Linked DNA regions of Homo sapiens: all the other regions are linked to region 2. Evidence: chromatin contacts called from ENCODE Hi-C data. All regions are on one chromosome and are shown on one strand. The core of a region is the stretch at or near the end of the contact, and the rest is flanking DNA. Distances in the headings are between cores, read along the strand shown. Region 1 holds the start of GBP1 (guanylate binding protein 1). Region 2 holds the start of ZNF326 (zinc finger protein 326). Region 3 holds the start of GBP5 (guanylate binding protein 5).

The links. A loop is a pair of places that touch in the nucleus more often than their neighbours do. Pooled maps may share reads with other maps.
Region 1: a loop to region 2 is called in a pooled map, with 6 times the contacts of the local background. The contact joins the promoter of GBP1 here to the promoter of ZNF326 in region 2. A Hi-C loop is called at or near these places in 5 of 50 pooled maps.
Region 3: a pooled map shows a loop between it and region 2 (4-fold over the local background). The contact joins the promoter of GBP5 here to the promoter of ZNF326 in region 2. A Hi-C loop is called at or near these places in 5 of 50 pooled maps.

What each region holds. Positions count from the first base shown.
Region 1 is chr1:89,063,116-89,067,002 of GRCh38, reverse strand. GBP1 (guanylate binding protein 1) reads left to right here and starts at 1,795. Exons shown (of 11, transcript NM_002053.3): 1 at 1,795-1,843; 2 at 3,750-3,887. The coding sequence starts at 3,769. All of the region lies in intron 2 of LOC105378841 (a long non-coding RNA gene), which reads right to left. RefSeq lists an enhancer at 1,499-1,598.
Region 2 is chr1:89,992,951-89,997,260 of GRCh38, reverse strand. ZNF326 (zinc finger protein 326) reads right to left here and starts at 2,151. Exons shown (of 12, transcript NM_182976.4): 1 at 1,988-2,151. The coding sequence starts at 2,003. It also overlaps the pseudogene GEMIN8P4. RefSeq lists enhancers at 1,436-1,485, 1,367-1,932, 1,933-2,499 and a silencer at 1,706-2,345.
Region 3 is chr1:89,270,266-89,274,557 of GRCh38, reverse strand. GBP5 (guanylate binding protein 5) reads left to right here and starts at 1,698. Exons shown (of 12, transcript NM_052942.5): 1 at 1,698-2,106; 2 at 3,696-3,803. It also overlaps the pseudogene LOC100421401.

The DNA of each region.
Region 1 (3,887 bases), core at 546-3,045, 930 kb after region 2:
CTCCATATGCTGAACGCTGGTTCCCCGGCTCCCCTTATTTCTTTCTCTCTACTTTGTCTCTGTGTCTTTTTCTTTCCTAAGTCTCTCGTTCCACCTTACGAGAAACACCCACAGGTGTGGAGGGGCAACCCACCCCTACACTTCCAGGACAATCTGCAGAGATTTTAAATGGTTCAAATAATTTTGACAGATGTAAGAATGTTATGCTCTAAAAAGTAAAAGACTTTAAAGTAGTTTTAATAATAAAGGAGCTACAGTGTTAAGGAAGGATGATAGAAAGAGTTTAGATAAAATTATTTTACAAAGTATGAATGAGAAAAGACACTGTATCTGCAATTTATATACATCTAATATATAATTTTAATGTGTAAGTGAGAAATGCTTGGCCAGGCCTGGTGGCTCACACTTGTAATCCCAGCACTTTGGGAGGCCAAGGTGGGTGGATCATCTGAGGTCGGGAGTTCGAGACCAGCCTGACCACCATGGAGAAACCCCATCTCTACTAAAAATACAAAATTAGCCAGGATAGTGGTACATGCCTGTAGTCCCAGCTACTTGGGAGGCTGAGGCAGGAGAATTGATTGAACCCAGGAGGCGGAGGTTGCAGTGAGCCGAGATCGTGCCACTGCACTCCAGCCTGGGCAACAAGAGTGAAACTCCATCTCAAAAAAAAAAAAAAAAAAAAAGAAAAAGAAAAAGAAAAAAAAAGAAATGCTCACACAAGGTTGGGTCTGGTGGCTCATGCCTATAATCCCAGCAATTTGGGAGGCCGAGGCAGGGGGATCATTTGAAGGAAGGAGTTCAAGACCAACCTAAGCAACAAAGTGAAACCACATCACTATAAATATATTTTTAAATGAAATGTTCACTCAGGCTTTTTACTATTTTATTTGCTTTTGCTGTAAAATAGAGATAATGCCACTTATTCTGTATGCTAGAAGTCATTACTGAATTAGACATAAAACACAAACAGCTCTTAGAAAACAATCTATAAAAATAAAATCACACTATAATAAATTTAAAAATAAAAAACCTATAAATAAAATATTTCTACAATTTTTCACTTAGTAAATAAGCAGCATAGTGAAGTGGTTCAAGAAGAGGGTATGGGATCATGAGTGCTTGGGTTCAGATTAGTTACAGTGTTATGATTTTAGACAACTAATAAAGTCTTTCTGTGCTCAGTTTCTATAAAACCATGAGGAAATATTATGAGTTTTCAGTTGTGCGATTCATGTAAAGCCATCAGTACTGAGCCTAGAACATGAGTACAACACATGGAGCCCCCTCCTGGCTGTGTGCTGGGCATTAAGTGCCAGGGGTTAGGTGTTCATGAGTGTGTTAAACATGTCCTTTCCTTATGTACTGCACCTCTCAAAGAATAGGCAGCTCCATTGAGAGTGTGTCTATTATTTTAGGAAATTGTAGCTGAAAATTAACATGATGCCTCCTCATTCTAGGTTTCTCAAATTGACTCAATCCATGAGACATGTATCATTGTATTCAAAACCTAATGGGCATTTTGTTAGACAACAAATGGTCTCTAAGATTTCCAACAACAACAAAAAAAATTTGAAGCTTCTGGTTGAGAAATCTTTAAACCCTCCCACTGGCACACTCCACTAATTCCATTTATGGTAGTGGAGTCAGTGATTTGAACGAAGTACTTTCAGTTTCATATTACTCTAAATCCATTACAAATCTGCTTAGCTTCTAAATATTTCATCAATGAGGAAATCCCAGCCCTACAACTTCGGAACAGTGAAATATTAGTCCAGGGATCCAGTGAGAGACACAGAAGTGCTAGAAGCCAGTGCTCGTGAACTAAGGAGAAAAAGAACAGGTAAGAACTTTTACTACTTCTCATCAAGCAGCTTTCTCTCTAGCTCCAAAGGATCTCAGCTCAGTGATATGGAACCTATAAGGTTGTGGCAGGGATGGGAAGGAATTTATAAAGGTCAGTTCATTTTCTTAAACATCATCAGAACCAAATTAGGCTGCAGATGAGCCTGAAGTGGGACGCAGGTCAGATGAAATCCTGGTGTTATCAGGGACAGCATGGCCTTAAGTGCCACTACAGTGCTTGTGTTGAATTAGGCACCAGTAGACAGGGGCTAAACTGAGCATTTGAAATGTACTAGGATAGTCTTTCTCTTTGTTGACATTATCTATGTTGACTAGGGATATGATTACATTTCCATCGTCAGTGATGGACTGAATCCTGCTTCTATGCAGCTAAGAAATGGAAGAGTTACAAACGGGTTCTTTTCATGGAAGGAAAGAACAGCAAATGAGAAGCAGAGTAAGCAGCCCACTGACACGGTTAAAGACAAAGAAAAAACTGAAACTCAGCCTGAAAGATGAAGATTCATGAAAACAGTATACTTTTTATTACACTTGTGAACTTTGTTTCAGAATGGATTACTTTCTTTAGAAATAGTCCAGACTCACTAATTTCCTAGTGCCCACTGATCCCTGTCCCTTAGAAGTGAAATTCAACCCCACTGCTTCACTGAAGTGCTTCCAATTTTGTCTTCTTTTAGTAGAGAGCAGGGCCAAAAGTGTTTCCTCTTTAATTCTCCTGTAATGCATCTCTACAGAAAATATCTTTGCTTACTTTAACCTCTCCATGCACTCAGACTACTTTGATCCTGCCTTCTGCAAAGTCTTCCCCTGAATGCCTTGTCAAGACACTAGCCTCATTCATCACCTCTGGTCTGACAGCTCCTCTCTCTCTCTCTCTCTCTCTCTCTCTCTCTCTCACACACACACACACACACACACACACACACACACACACACATTCCCAGCCCCTTATCCTCCTCTCCACTCCTACTATTCCTCCTCTTTCTATTTCTCTTTCTCCTACCCTACCAAATGGAAAACAGAACAAAACAGAAATCCTAAAGCTGTATCGCTGGAAATATATTTTATTTGAACAACTTCCTAGGTAGCTCTCTTTATCTGCCTCTTGATCTTTTAATCCTTATTATCTGGAGGAAACATTCAGTATTTGCAATTTTGCATTCATACCCTCAGTGACTTAGAAGCTATCTTATCGTGACTCTAATGAAGCTTAAGTTTCAGGGCCCTTCTCTTGGACATGACCCTTAGGAGCCCTTGGAAGGTTCCCTAGCCATGTGTTTCACATGGTTGTATAGTTTTATAAAATTTGCAAAAGTATGTTACATTGTTACCACTTCCAGAATGGCAATGTGAGAAGCTTTGTCAATCCTCATTGCAGTGAAATAAGCATAATCATTTGAAGATGGAGGAAGGAACACATTTAAAAATCTTTGGAAATTTTTCTAAGGGTAAACATCAAACTATGAATACTGATTCACTGTGTTGGATGTTTATTCACTGTGAGAATTAATAAGTGAATCAATATTGAATTCCTTACATACAGCCAGGATGCAAATAAATCCTCTAAATCCTATTCTATCTTCCATTAATTGACTAGTGAAAATATCTAATAAGAATCCAAAAAGAAAGTTTTCCACAATAAACTAAATGAAATATTTGGGTCGTGAGAGTAGTTGAGTGTTGATAAGTCACTGTCATGCTAACATTTTTCATAATGAGCTACTTTGACAATACTTCCATAACTTTCTCAAATGATACAGATTTTGCCTCATCTCTTTTGCTGTCACACACAAAACTTTTGGCCATACTGGGGAATCTTATGATTCTCCCTTATAATTGCAAAACACTAGAAATTCTCATGTATTTCACCTCTTCTCTTGCAGACAAGGGAACAGCCTGGACATGGCATCAGAGATCCACATGACAGGCCCAATGTGCCTCATTGAGAACACTAATGGGCGACTGATGGCGAATCCAGAAGCTCTGAAGATCCTTTCTGCCATTACACAGCCTATGGTGGT
Region 2 (4,310 bases), core at 902-3,401:
AACAACTGTTAAATTCTTTAGTTAATTTTACAAATATATACTGAAAGAACAGAATTTAATATAGTGGTCATCTGGATACAACAGAATCCTGCTACACTATACAGGAATAGATTCATATATGGTGTTAGTCAAACTCCATCTTCCAAATACAGCAGTGGTATATTTGGGCAGTGAGACAGGGCGTATTTCATCACTAATATTGTTTAGAATTTCTATCACTGACACTGTTTAGAATTCTGGCATATGGCAATAACAGAAAGCAGACATACTACATTTTATTATTGTTTTTCAATTCTCCATAGAAATGGATTCCCTTATTGCCTTGGGTGGGGAGTGGAAAGAACTGTTTCTACTGCCCCACCTCCACTTTGTTAGCCTCTGCTATACCTTGGGTGTTGGCATTATCATCAAACTACAGCATGAAAATACAATAATATATTTTTTATTTTCACTCCCAACTCTGGCCACTTCAAATATTCATAGTTTTTTGTTTTGTTGTTGGTTTTTTGTTTTTTTTTTTTCAGACGAAGTTTGGCTCTTGTTGCCCAGGCTAGAGTGCAATGGCACGATCTCGGCTCACTGCAACCTTCGCCTCCCGGGTTCAAGGGATTCTTCTGCCTCCGCCTCCCAAAGTGCTGAGATTACAGGTGTGAGCCATCGTGCCCAGCCCAAATATTCATAGTTTAAAGGTATCTACATCAAAATGAGTTAAAGTCCAACCAAAACAAACAAAACCACGAGAGTGTGCTACTCTTAAGAGCTGAACTTACTATTTCAAAGTAACTGAAAAGTATCTACAAGAGGGCTATTCCAGTCCCCTTTCACAAATCTGTACCTAGATATGAAAGCTTTAATTCTTTGTTGCATGAAATGTTATGAAAAATCAAAAGCTCATCGAGTAAGACATATGCTGAGATCACACCTCATTTAAAGATCATTTTTTTGGTGGGGTTAAAAGTTTACAGCCTACTTAGTGAACTGGTTTTACTTAAGCATGCCTGGTTACTCAGGATTAAATCCAGTTTAATCACATAAGTCCTTTCCCATGTCTCCCTAATGTTGTCACTACATACCACTTTATCTTGACACCAATTCCAAGCAAGGTTTGAAAACAAAAGTGAAGACCAAATTAATATTACTTTGTGACCCTGTAAAAGTGGTTTAAAGAATTAGTATCTGAGACAACTGAAAAGTATTGCTAAAATACAGTTTATTTAATCCGTAAGTCAAACACTTACAAGGCTGTGTACAGGTCTAAATGTGAAGGACATTTGATGCTTGCTGTGCCAAAATTCTGATTAACTTAAATCCTACCTACACACGATCCAAAGAAAAGTGCTTTGGTTCACATAAATATTTCAAGTTAGGGATTAATAAGCAGGTAATTTTTGGTGATAAACACCCCAGTTTACTAACCAGGAAACATCTTGCTTTCCATTTTGCATAGATATTTATCTATACATATCACTTACAGACACCCTTTCAACTCATCTTAAACCGGGACAAACAGAAACATCACTGTGAACAAGCCTCTGAAAATTCTATCTGGCAAGAAGTAACCCGAGGCTGAGGATTAACTAAACGGACGGTCTGGGTCGCTGCCCTGTGGGGCGAATGCGAGACTAGGTGGGTGAGGCCGCACTCGCCCGTTTGCCCGAGACCGGGAAGTTGGAGACGTCGGGGCAATTTCCACTACCAGGGGCCAAGGCGAGTCTGGGGCTCCAGCCCGGAGGCTCTCGCGCTCTAGGCGCGTCCTACCGGACACCGAGTTCTCTTGTCTCCGCCGGCAGCGGGCGCCGAGCGGGCCGAATCGGGGCGCGTGGGTCCCCAAAGAGGCCGACTCCGGGCGCTGGGCCCGGGGCGGGCGGGCGGCCTCCGGGCCCGCAGAACAAAGCCCACACGGCCATCTTGAGACGGTAAACAGACCCCCTGCGTAGGCCACCCCGCCTCCTGCCAGCTGCGCCGACCAGCCAGAGGCAGCGCTTACCGTCCTCGAAGTCCATGGCAGAGGCTGAGGGCCGTCGGCCTTGGCGGCGCTAGGCTGAGCTATGGCCGGCGGCGAGCGTCCGCGACCCGCGATTCCACACGATCACTCCGCGCGACCGAGAGCGGCGCGCTACCAGCCCGGGAGCCGCAGGCCACAGCGAGGCTGGGGAGGCGGGGCCGACCGGCGCTACCAGCCCCATCGGCGCGGCCTGCTATTGGCTGACGCGGGCTGGTGGGCGGGCCCTCGCGTGGGGGGCGGGAAGCAGGTCCGCTGTCACGCTCGGAGGTGCTGACCCTCTGGAGCCGCTGACGGGGAAGGAAGGTAAAAAAGGAGCGCTAAAGATTGGCGGGGGTTGTGGGAAAGCAAGCCGAGTGTACGGGAAGGGCCGGCTGCGGCCCGCCATGTTTGAACCTGGCAAGAGCGAAAGAAGCCGGTTGGAATGCCTTCTTCCTGCCCAAACTAATAAAACCGCATGCCTACCTTTTGCTTAGTATTGGCTAGGGATGACTAATCATAACATTTGTAAGTACTTACGGGGTTTCCTCCATGGAGACACAGAAGTCTGGGACGTTTCTAGAAGCCTGTGGCAAATTTGAAAAGCAAGATACAAAATAGCGTATGGAGTCTGATTATCGCTATGTCAATAAATTTTCTTAAAGGACAAAGCACTGAAATAAAATGGAAATAATAATTCTTTTAAAAAATTTTTAAATTATTTTTATAGAGATGGGGGTTTTGCCATGTTGCCCAAGCAGGTCTCCAACTCCTGGACTCAAGCGATCCCCCCACCCCCAGCCCCGTCTCCGCCTCCCAAAGTGTTAGGATCACAGGCGTGAGCCAATGCGACCCGCCTGGAAAGAATTCTAAAACATGGCCTGCTTGGCCACCGCCCAGGATCTGCAAGCTGCGCGCCCACAAGTTTCGGCACCCATTTGGACTTTCACAATCGGAGATGGCAGTGGTGAAGGCATCAACATCAAAAGCTACCAGGCCTTGGTATTCTCATCCAGTATATGCAAGATACTGGCAACATTATCATCAAGCAATGGCTTGGATGCAAAGCCACCACAATGCCTACAGGAAGGCGGTGGAATCCTGTTTCAGTCTTCCATGGTTCTTCCTTCCTGCGCTTCTTCCCCAAAGCTCTTACGATAACCAGGCTGCGTATCCTCAGTCCTTCTATGACCATCATGTGGCCTAGCAGGACTCCCCCTGCAGTTCTTCACATTTCAGAGGGTCTGGGCAACATCCACATGGCAGCAGTAGGATCCAGGCATCCACAAGAGAAGACCAAGCCTTATCCAAGGAGGAAGAGATGGAGACCGAGTCAGATGCAGAGGTAGCATGTGACCTGAGCAATATGGAAATCACCGAAGAGCTCCGCCAGTACTTTGCAGAGACAGAGAGGCACAGAGAAGAACTACTGCGGCGGCAACAGCTGGATGCGGAGCGCCTGAACAGCTACGTGAACGCTGAACACGACCTGTACTGCAACACCCGCCGGTCGGTAGAGGCCCCAGCTGAGAGGCCTGGTGAGCGGCGCCAGGCCGAAATGAAGCGTTTGTACTGGGACAGCGCCGCCAAGATCCAGGCCATGGAGGCTAACGTGCAGCTGAGCTTTGACAAGCACTGTGATCCAAAGCAGCCTAATTACTGGCCGGTCATCCCCCCGAAGTTCTGAGCTCGGGGCACAGGGCACCCAGCCTCTTCCTCTTCCTTTTGGATACGCGCTCTTCATCTCTCCTTCTGTACATTTCTCAGGGAAAGGGGACTTTGTACTGAGGTACAGGCACGTTCACCACAGTCCCAGTGGGCCTGTCACGGGGTGGATGTACTGTGCCAGCCACTTGGAGGTCGGCAGGACATATTCTGTTGCCAACATGATAAATTTTATCCTGACATAAAATGATAATTTTGTATATATTATACTGGTTTTTTATGTTGTCAGTAACAGTTCAATTCATTAAAGTTCTTGCCTAGAAAAAAAAAAAAGAATTCTAAAACATGAACGATGATTCTTTTTGTGATGACTTTTTATATACACATGATTATGTGTTCTTCTATATCTCCAAATTCTTGAGCACTTTCATAATGTAAAATATATATTTGGCCTAAAACAAGATTTATTATTTATTAATGATTAGTGTTTGTTAAAAGTTCTCTTTAGCCAAATATTATGTTTCATTTTCTTTGAAGATATACTTAGTGATGCGGAGGTGGGGGGCTCTCTTGGCCATTTAAGTCAGTGGTTCTTGATTGTGACTCTACTCTGGAATCCTCCAGGGCACTTTTAGTAAGTGCCAATACTCAGGTTTCACTTCAG
Region 3 (4,292 bases), core at 449-2,948, 720 kb after region 2:
ATCCAGCCTATCTACACTAGGTAACAGTTGGGCAATTCCCTTTGTCATCTGGCTTAGTCACTGAATTTCCTTTTTGGTTTCTATTTCCTACAGAGAACTTTCAAAAATCCCCCTTTCTGTTATTCCATATTTTGTATTCAAATTGTCTCCTTTTTCGAGCAGGGAAAATGGGGTGGGAAGAACAAAAACCCCAGGACTGAGTGAAGAAAATAAATGAGAAATCACCACAGTGAAAGTAAAAGACGAGAGTTCGAACTCAGCAAGTTCTCATCGAAGCAGCTTTCTTTTTTCTTTTCTTTTCTTTTTTTTTTTTTTTTTGAGACAGAGTCTCGCTCTGTCACCCAGGCTGAAGTGCAGTGGTGCAGTCTCGGCTCACTGCAAGCTCCGCCTCCCAGGTTCAAGCCATTCTCCTGCCTCAGCCTCCCGAGTAGCTGGGACCACAGGCGCCCGCCACCATGCCCAGGTAATTTTTTGTATATTTTTAGTAGAGACGGGGTTTCATCGTGTTAGCCAGGATGGTCTAGATCTCCTGACCTCGTCATCCACCCGCCTCGGCCACCCAACATGCTGGGATTACAGGCGTGAGCCACCGTGCCCAGTCCCTCATGGAAGCAGTTTTCTTACTAGCTCTAAAATACCTCTTCTCCCGATTTTATAATCAAGGTAATGAGAGGTGACGGCGTGCTGGCAGCCCTTGCAGCCCTCCCTCGCTCTCGGTGCCTCCTCTGCCTGGGCACCCACTCTGGCGGCACTTGAGGAGCCCTTCAGCCCTCCGCTGCACTGTGGGAGCCCCTTCCTGGGCTGGCCGAGGCCGGAGCTGGCTCCCTCAGCTTGCTGGGAGGTGTGGAGGGAGAGGCAGGGGTGGGAACTGGGGCTGCGCCCGGTGCTTGAGGGCCAGCGCGAGTTCTGGGTGGGCTTGGGCTCTGAGGGACCTGCACTCGGAGCGGCCCCAGGCAGTGAGGGGCTTAGCACCTGGGCCAGCAGCTGCTGTGCTCCACTTCTTGCAGGGCCTTAGCTGCCTCCCGGTGGGGCAGGGCTGGGGACCTGCAGCCTGCCATGCCTGAGCCTCCTCCCCTCTCCCGCTCCCCACCTCACCCCGCCATGGGTTCCTGTGCTGCCTGAGCCTCCCCAACCTGTGCTGACCCCTGCTCCACAGCACCCTGTCCCATCCATGGCCCAAGGACCGAGGAGTGCCAGTGCATGGAGCAGGACTGGCAGGCAGCTCCACCTGCCGCCCGGTGCAAGATCCACTGGGTGAAGCCAGCTGGGCTCTTGAGTCTAGTGGGAACTTGGAGAATCTTTATGTCTAGCTAAGGGATTGTAAATACACCAATCAGCACTCTGTATCTATTTAATCTGGTGGGGACTTGGAGAATCTTTATGTCTAGCTAAGGGATTGTAAATGCACCAATCAGCACTCTGTATCTACCTCAAGGTTTGTAAATGCACCAATCAGCACTCTGTATCTAGCTCAAGGTTTGTAAATAGGCCAATCCACACTCTGTATCTAGCTAATCTAGTGGGGACATGAAGAACTTTTGTGTCCAGCTCAGGGATTGTAAACACACCAATCAGCACCCTGTCAAAACAGACCAATCAGCTCTCTGTAAAATGGACCAATCGGCTCTCTGTAAAATGGACCCATCAGCAGGATGTGGGTGGGGCCAGATAAGAGAAGTAGCCAGCAGTGGCAACCCACTGAGGTCACCCTCCAGGCTGTGGAACCTTTGTTCTTTCACTCTTTGCAATAAATCTTGCTGCTGCTCACTCTTTGGGTCCACACTGCCTTTATGAGCTGTAACACTCACTGGGAATGTCTGCAGCTTCACTCCTGAAGCCAGCGAGACCACGAACCCACCAGGAGGAACAAACAACTCCAGACGCGCAGCCTTAAGAGCTGTAACACTCACCGCGAAGGTCTGCAGCTTCACTCCTGAGCCAGCCAGACCACGAACCCACCAGAAGGAAGAAACTCCAAACACATCCGAACATCAGAAGGAGCAAACTCCTGACACGCCACCTTTAAGAACCGTGACACTCAACGCTAGGGTCCGCGGCTTCATTCTTGAAGTCAGTGAGACCAAGAACCCACCAATTCCGGACACGGTAAGACTGGGGCAAGAGGTGGAAGAGATTTGCAAGATTCATTTGGTTTTAGAAACATTCTACAAAGGATAGGATGCAGCTTATCCTGATGTGGTATATCAGACCTCAGTAAAGAATAAATTGTATTCTTATCAGACAGGCAGCAGAATTCATCAAGTACCAGCTGTGTCTGCCTCTTGCTGAATTAGACATCAATGTGTGTGGTGACTAAACTAAGAGTTTGAAATGCCTTCAAATTATTTTTCTTCCTTTGCAATTTTATGACTTATTCAGGATCATAATTTCCACTTAAGTTACCTTCGTCCTTCATAAAATCTGATTAAACTGACTCGAACTTCAGCATGAAAGTTTCAAAAACTATGATAGCTATTATTTTCATGAGAAAGAACAATGAATATGATGCAATGTAAGTAGCTTGCAAACATTAAGGACAAGAAAAAAATGTTGCCCAGAGAGAAGTTTCATGAAAACAGTGATGTATTTTTAGTCATAGTCTTGTACTTTGTTTGAAAGTAGATTTCTTCCTTTAGCAATAGCCCTGACTTAATTCATGTTGGTTTCTTGGCATCTACTCACTTAACTAACCCCTTTTGTGTTGGGTTCTGCTTCTACTACTCTATTGCCTTTACTATTATGAATCACCTAATTTAACAGTTGCCCAACTGGATCCCTCAATACTGTCTGGCAACTGTTCACTCGTTGAAATTCTCTCCTTTGAATTTCTTACCATGACACATACTTCAAGCATTTTGTACTAGTTTGATTTCCATTTATATCCTTAATAAGAGCCTTTTCCTTTTCCTTGAAATTCAAACCAGAAACTATGCAAAATAAGCAAAAGCAAGCAATAACAACTACATATACAAATGCAGGCGCAAAACCCAAACTAGAATCATATGGCTGAAAACAGATGTTTTCTTTCAGAAATCCTTCCACTACCACTTCTGAGCATTTTCTCTTAGTATTTTTTTTTGGGCATTTTCCTTCTTTGCACTTTTTAAAATCTCCTGCAGCTCGCTCACTCTCTTTCATAAGCCAGCAGTTATACTGATGTTAATAAATAGTTGTTTATTTACTTTTGCTTTTTTAGAAAACAAGCTGAAAGAATTGAGTGAAATGCCAGAGAGATACAGATAGCCAGTTGTAGGGCTGGGGTTGGAAATCAAGTCTAATTTAAGGCAAGGGCAAAATGTGCATTTTGTGTGTGTATTTTGAACCATTCTTGCATTGTTTTTATTTGCAAAGGTTATAGGGCTCAAGCAGTTAGGGAGAATGCATCCCAGAACACTAAGTTATGAATAACAGAGCAACAGTTATGTTTGTGGCTTGAACACATTAAATCTGCAATAATGTTTTAGAAATTTGGCTTTACTAAAAGCATTAAAGATGCTATCCAGATGACATTGGGGACAACATGTCAAATACTATTATTAATGTAGATATACAATGCTATTGTCATTCATAAGAGAGTCTGAACACTCAGACACATTCATTCCCTCTTCCTTAGTGACATCATCCCAAATCATAAGATCTTGTAAGCTCTCAATATCTGCTTATAGATTTGGCTTATGTATCTTTTGTTTTTCTAGCTAATTGTTGTAGATCATCACTTCAAGGTGCCCATATCTTTCTAGTGGAAAAATTATTCTGGCCTCCGCTGCATACAAATCAGGCAACCAGAATTCTACATATATAAGGTACTAATACTACATTGAAAATAGATTAGAATGAGAAGAGACCTGCCATTTGAGTCTCTAAATTTGTTGCAAAATTGCCTCTTTCTGGGTCAGGCTTGCACTAGGCATTTCCTGACTCCCATGTCCTAGTGCTACACCATTTGCAAATGGATATCCTATTTTCTGCTGCCAAGCAGTTTCTGTTTTAATTTATGTCAACATAATGATTTCCAGGGCATTAGCTATGAGGAAGCAGGGAGAATGGGTCTTCATAATTGTAAAATGACAGTTTTTGAAATTTGCTAGTAAAGAGATGGAGAATCCAAACCTTTTCATTGTAAGATTTTAGTGAAAGAACTCGTCAAGCGGATAGTGAAGTTTTAGCATCCTTAGTAAATAACCACCTTTAAAATGGAAGAAAACTATCCTTTATGATAAGGCAAAGTAGAAAAGCATATTTTTATGGCATTTGCTTTTTCTCATATAGCTCAAACATTTTTTTTAACCAGA